Regions from separate parts of the Homo sapiens genome. Here region 1 is linked to region 2. A link is an interaction called in ENCODE POLR2A ChIA-PET data of the cell type or tissue named here. Cell type or tissue: OCI-LY7. All regions are shown on one strand. Links, peaks and the distances in the headings refer to the core of each region. The heading gives the core; the rest is flanking DNA.

Evidence for each region. Peaks named below come from ENCODE experiments on the same cell type or tissue, not always from the same donor. Only the 100,000 strongest peaks of a DNase experiment are listed, where the experiment ranks them.
Region 1: POLR2A ChIA-PET joins it to region 2 with 8 read pairs; 1 of 35 experiments calls an interaction of 5 or more read pairs at or near these places.

The regions. Positions count from the first base shown.
Region 1 is chr14:76,999,086-77,001,984 of GRCh38, forward strand. No RefSeq gene overlaps it. Among named protein-coding and RNA genes, the nearest start is that of IRF2BPL, 28 kb to the right of the region's middle. RefSeq lists an enhancer at 2,049-2,753. In OCI-LY7, for the core only: no CTCF peak of the experiment used is centred there; a DNase peak (open chromatin) is centred at 1,306; H3K4me3 peaks cover 565 bases; H3K27ac peaks cover 861 bases.
Region 2 is chr14:77,180,499-77,183,397 of GRCh38, forward strand. TMEM63C (transmembrane protein 63C) reads left to right here and starts at 1,300. Exons shown (of 24, transcript NM_020431.4): 1 at 1,300-1,396. RefSeq lists an enhancer at 1,621-1,750. In OCI-LY7, for the core only: a CTCF peak has its summit at 1,809 (motif pointing right); DNase peaks (open chromatin) are centred at 773, 1,193 and 1,613; H3K4me3 peaks cover 1,991 bases.

The sequences.
Region 1 (2,899 bases), core at 90-2,589, 180 kb before region 2:
AGACCCAGGCGGGCCTGGCCACCTCTCTCTCAGGAAACTCCTTCTGTGGGCTCAGCCCATGGGAGGGTGCACTCCAGCACCAGGACCTGACTGTTCTGCAAACATTGACGCACAGTCCCCAGGTTGCAGGGAGAGCGAAGCTTGCATGCTCTTTGCCCTCAAAAGCTTAGGGCTTGAGGGGGCCACAGGTGGATACCTGTTCTGGTGGAAAACTGCAGAGAGGCACAGGCATAGCAGGGGTGCCTGGAACCAGCTCCTCTTCCTGAGACCCCCACCCTCATCCTCTTCCTCCAGCTCCCACAGAACCTGAGGAGAAGCCAATGTCTGGGTTCCCCAGATGCCTCCGCTCGCCTCCTCCTCCACCCTCACAGCAGCGCTGGAGACAGATCCATGGAGGTGACTCTCCCACTGTCCCAGATGCACTGGCTGCATAGTTGGGGAATGGGCTGTTCCCCAGGCCAACGGGATGTGCAGCCACCCTCTCCTGGGTTGGGAGGACCCCCTAGTCCCACACAGAGTCTTGCACCAAGCCCATCTTGGCAGTCGTTGCAGCTGAGGCTTGGAACAGGGTTCCAGCCCATTGAGAAGAATAGGAATGGTGGGGCGGGGGCGAGGGTCATGGCCCCTTGGGACCTCATCAAGCCTGAATAGTCTGGGTCACCTGTAGGCCCTGCCAGGCCCAGCCAGGCCTGCCCCTTGTCTAAGGCACCTTCTTTCTTTTTTCTTTTGAGACAGAGTCTCACTTTGTTGCCCAAGCTGGAGTGCAGTGGAACAATCTCAGCTCACTGCAACCTCTGCCTCCCAGGTTCTAGCAATTCTCCTGCCTCAGCCTCCCGAGTTGCTGGAATTACAGGCGCACGCCACCATGCTCAGCTGACTTTTGTATTTTTAGTAGAGACGGGTTTTCACCATGTTGGCCAGGCTGATCTCGAACTCCTGACCTCAAGTGATCCTCCCTCCTTGGCCTCCCAAAGTGCTGGGATTACAGGCATGAGGCAGCGCGCCCGCCCTGGTAAGGCACCTTCTGCCCACCTTGCTCCCCCTGCCCCATTGGTCTCCCCAGCTAGCAGAGCCACCACTATGCCAGGTTTCATGGGGCTCCGGCTGCTCAGGACTAGAGAGGGTGTCTAAGCATCTGTGAGGTTTTCTCCCCTCTGGGCCCCTTGGGCCAGGAGGGAGGCACAGGGGTGGGTGGGGGCCAGCTGGGGCTGGGGGGAGCTAGTTGGGGGGAATCAGCCTTTCATCTTGGCTGTGTGAAGCAAACCCAACCCCTCCCCAGCCTGAAGCTGGCTGGCATTGGCATGCACCATAAATCTCCAGGATGCAGCTGTGACTGGATTATTTATAGCTCCAGTCTTACATCTCTAACTCGAAACTGTCACACAAAGGGAAAGGTAATGAAATCTCACCTCTCCTGCCTGTCCCTCAGTCCACACCGCAGGGCCTTCCAGAGCCTGTGGCTGAAGGAGGGAGGAGAGGCCTCCCCCCCTGCCGCCTCCCTCCCTTCCTGGCTCCCTCTGTCTTCTCCTCTGTCGTCACGCACACACTTCGCAGCGCTACGTTCCCTCTCAGACACAGCCTCTCACGTTTTCTTTCTCTCTCACGCATACATTTCCTCACAGATGCAGACATTTCTGTCCAGCCTCTTCCTCCCGCTCAGCTCGCCCTGCCCGGGCCCCTCCTATCCCTGCAGACACACTTGCACACGCCTGCCCTTTTCCTTCCACGCCACCACTGTCTCCCTGCGTGGCTCACTCCCTTCCGCCTTGTTTGCCTCTTTGCTTTGTCAATGAAGACGCTGCCACATTAATGAGCAGGCCTGTCCTCTGTGGAGGCACACCGGCTCTTTGTCGCTCACTGGCAGAAGTGTCAGCTCACATTCATCTTGCTCTGCCTGTAAGAGTCCCACGGGCATTGCCTCCCCAAGTGGGACCCATTTTGTGGCACGTGGCCCGGACGACACGTATCCCTGGGCTTGACATACACAGACACACAGGAAACATTGGCCATGGGACATGCCTCTCCCCCTGCAGTGAGGAGCATCTAAGGATGCGCTCTGCAAATTCCACGAAAGGCCCCGGGTGCGGTATTTCATGGTGCAGAGGTGAAGTTCCTCCTCCCTCCTGTTTCGTTGTCTCGCAGTTTTCTACGGGCCAGTCCCTCTGTTACCCCATCCCACAGGCGCCAATGGAAACTCTGAGCCCCATGCAAGCTCCCATGGAGACCCAAGGCCCAGCCTCTCTCCCTGCCCAGCCCTCCACCCCCAGGCCCGCAATCATCAGAAAGCAGCACTTCCCACTGCAGCCCTGCCTTGACGTGGCCCACAACTCACTCCATCCAGACAGTCAGGGGGGTAGGCAGTGTGTATTTGTGTGTGTGTGTATGTGTGTGCGCGCACTTCTTGTGCTGAATGAGTGGTATTCACGAACAATGGCAGCTTACCCTGGGCTGACGGTGGGGTTGGGCCTGGGGACAGAAACCCTGCAAATTTCTTGGAAATCGCTCTCCTTTTTTTTTTTTTTTTCTTGAGACAGGGTCTTGGCCGGGCGCGATGGCTCACGCCTGTAATCCCAGCACTTTGGGAGACCGAGGCAGCCGAGGGTCACCTGAGGTCAGGAGTTCAAGACCAGCCTGACCAACATGGAGAAACCCCATCTCTACTAAAAAAGAAAATACAAAATTAAACAGGTGTGGTGGTGCATGCCTGTAATCCCAGCTACTCGGGAGGCTGAGCCAGGAGAATCACTTGAACCCAGGAGGCGGACGTTGCAGTGAGCCAAGATTGCACCATTGCACTCCAGCCTGGGCAACAAGAGTGAAACTCTGTCTCAAAAAAATAGACGGGGTTCTTGCTCTACCACCCCAGCTGGAGTGCAGTGGTGTAACTGTAGTTCACTGC
Region 2 (2,899 bases), core at 194-2,693:
CGTCTCTACTAAAAAATACAAAAAAAAAAAATTATCCGGGCGTGGTGGCGGGAGCTTGTAGTCCCAGCTACTCGGGAGGCTGAGGCAGGAGAATGGCGTGAACCTGGGAGGCGGAGCTTGCAGTGAGCCGAGATCACACCACTGCACTCCAGCCTGGGCGAGTGAGTGGATAATGGATAGACTTCGACAGAGTCTGTCTATGTGGCTCACCCTTGGGTCTTCGTGGGGTGGTTGGGTCATGAGAACCAGGGGGTCAGGGGAAGAGGGAGATGACTAGAGTGCGCCAGCCTGATACGGTTGTGTGGAAGGGGGTGCTGTGCTGCTGGTTATGGGGAAATCAACCCATGAAAGCATAACCAGCCTTTGACCCCCTCCTCTGGCACCTCATGACCTTGTGTTCACAGGGCTTCCTCTATGGCATTCTTATCATATTGTTAACAGCCCTAACTGGTGAAAGGGAGTCACTTTCAGAGAGCATTGGGCAGTGGCTTCTTTCCCATCAGCTATTGTACTGCAAGTGCCAGATAATGTCGATGACATAAATGTGCCTAGGCCCCTGCCTGGGAGGGAGAGGCTGTTTACTACTGCCCCTTGTTTTGCACACTGGTCTTTGGGGGTTGCAAACACTGGCACCTGTCCTCGGGGTCAAAACCAGTGTCTATAGCAGAGTGGGCAGGACTTTGATGAAACTCTGATACCTGCAGGATTGTGGCCCACCGCAAACCGGAAATGACCCAGCTCACTCCCTTGGCCCTCCCTGGTGGGGCTGTGGCCAATTGTAGATCACTCCTTTGCTGTAGAAGGAGTCTGGGTAGCAGCTGGGTACCAGCCACTAGGCTGGTGCCAGGACCTGGTCCTTGGGCGGGGCAGAGGGCTATCTTTGTGGGAGTGGAGTGGCTTTTCTTGCTTCTGGCTGATGGGACTAAGGAGACTGGGAAAGGCGACATGCCTCAGGGAGGGCGAGGGGAGGTGGCAAAGGAGCTGCCAAGGCCCAATGCATCAGGGCAGCTGGAGCAAGCTGGAACCAGGGACCGGCAGCCTTGTGTGTTTGAGATAGTAATTTGCAGATGGTTCCTGGTAGCGACAGGGTCTCTGAGGCGGAGCCTGGGTCTTCGCGTAGGATCTGCCAGCCTGGGTTCCCCGGCAGGTCAGAGAAGCTTTGGGGCGGGGCCAAGGTTGGCCCCTGCTTGGGAGGAGCCGGGATGCCTCTCTCACAGTGATGCAGAGAGGAATTTGCTGACAGTCCCTTGCCAGGTGGGGCTGGCTTCGCCCAGCCGGCGAGGAGGAGGACCCGCTGGCAGTCTCCTCCCAGGTGGGGAGCGTGGAGCCTGTCACTGCAGCCTGGCGGCCTGAGCGCCGAGCCTGGGGCTGGGGCCGCGGTGCTGAGGACGCAAATGTGGTGAGCACGCGATGCGGGTGCGGTGACCGGGGCTGGTCGGGCCGGGAAGAAGGGGCGCCGGATCCAGGTCCCGCACGGGGAGGGGGCGGGGAAGGATTGCTTGTTTCTGTGCTTTCTGAGACCTTGCATTGGGAGGGATGGGGGTAGGGGAGACTGCGCCACAGTCCCTTGCCACGCTGGCTGTCTCTAGCTTGTACCCAGGAAAGGGTGGCCTGAGCCGCCCACCCGGGAGGGCGTGGCTTTAGTAGACCGGTCTTCACTGGGTTGGGGGAACGGAGGTGGGTAGGAGGTTTGCTTGGGGGGTCCCCGGCCTCCTGCCTGACAGCCAGGTGGGAGTTACCGCTCGGGGCTACCCTCTCCCCCACCCAGGGATTCCCCGGGGCTCTGCCGCCCACTCTCTGGGCTGGGACGGGAGGGGGCAGTCTGCTCCGCCGTTATGGGTTATGACAACGTCACTGCTGCGCTGCTGCCTGGCGGGCTGGGCTCCTGGGCCCCCAGGGGAACAATGCCACCCTTTCCCCATGTGCTTCCAAAGAAAGGCTCTTGCCTCCCTACTCGCCCTGGCCTTGAGAGAGGAACGTTGTGTTTGGATGAAGGCCCTGGGGAAACTGAGGCCCAGGGGTGCTGTGGCTTGACCAAGGTCACTGAGCAGGCCCTACAGAGCTGGCCTCCCAGGCACTGCCTTCACCGAATGCCCTCTGGAGGGGCAGGGGCCCTTCTTCCTCTCTAGACCCCAGGACCTCCCCCCACCCCAGCACCCCATTTCCTCATCCCTGAGAATGCAGGGAGTTGCAACTTCCGCATGGGGCTCCAGGGTATCATGGGTGTAAGCAGCAATTAGATTGTCTGGGGACAGGAGAAAATTGCTCATGAAAAACACCTAAGTGAGCAGAGGGGGTGTGAGCGTGTGCTGTTCTTGTGGGTTCAAGGAAAGAATGAGAGTTGGCTTTGAGGAGAGGAAGGCCCGTGCTGATGGGAATGAGGAGATGAACTTTCTCCTTCAACAGCCTGCAGCGCTCCAGGAAGATGTGTTTTCCCTCAAGAAAGGGTCCATCTCTTAGCACCACCCTCTGTTATCACCTTATCCTTGTTCTCTCTCCGGCCCCTGTCCCTGGGAGAAATGGGCTACATTCCGTCTATTGCCCTTAGAAGTGAACTTTCCCCTTAGAAGTGAATTCACCTTGTTCTTCTCCCTGGGACAGATGACCTTCCCTGGAGGGAAACTGAGGCAAGGAGAGAGCGACATTTTAGAGCCAGAGCCAGATGAGGAAACTGAGGCACAGAGGGTGGAGTGAGTTCTCCAGGTATCTTACCTACATGCAGGTCTTCTGACTCCCCAGCCACCAAAGGGCAGACTGGAGGGGCCTCTTCCTGTCTTCTCTTCGCACCCCACAGTCCCAGCGCTGAGAAGCTGAGGCTGCAAGGGCCTCCTGATGGGTGTGGAGGAGGTCGGTGACAGGGAACAGCACCAGCATTTTCTCCTCCTTTAAGATATGTTTT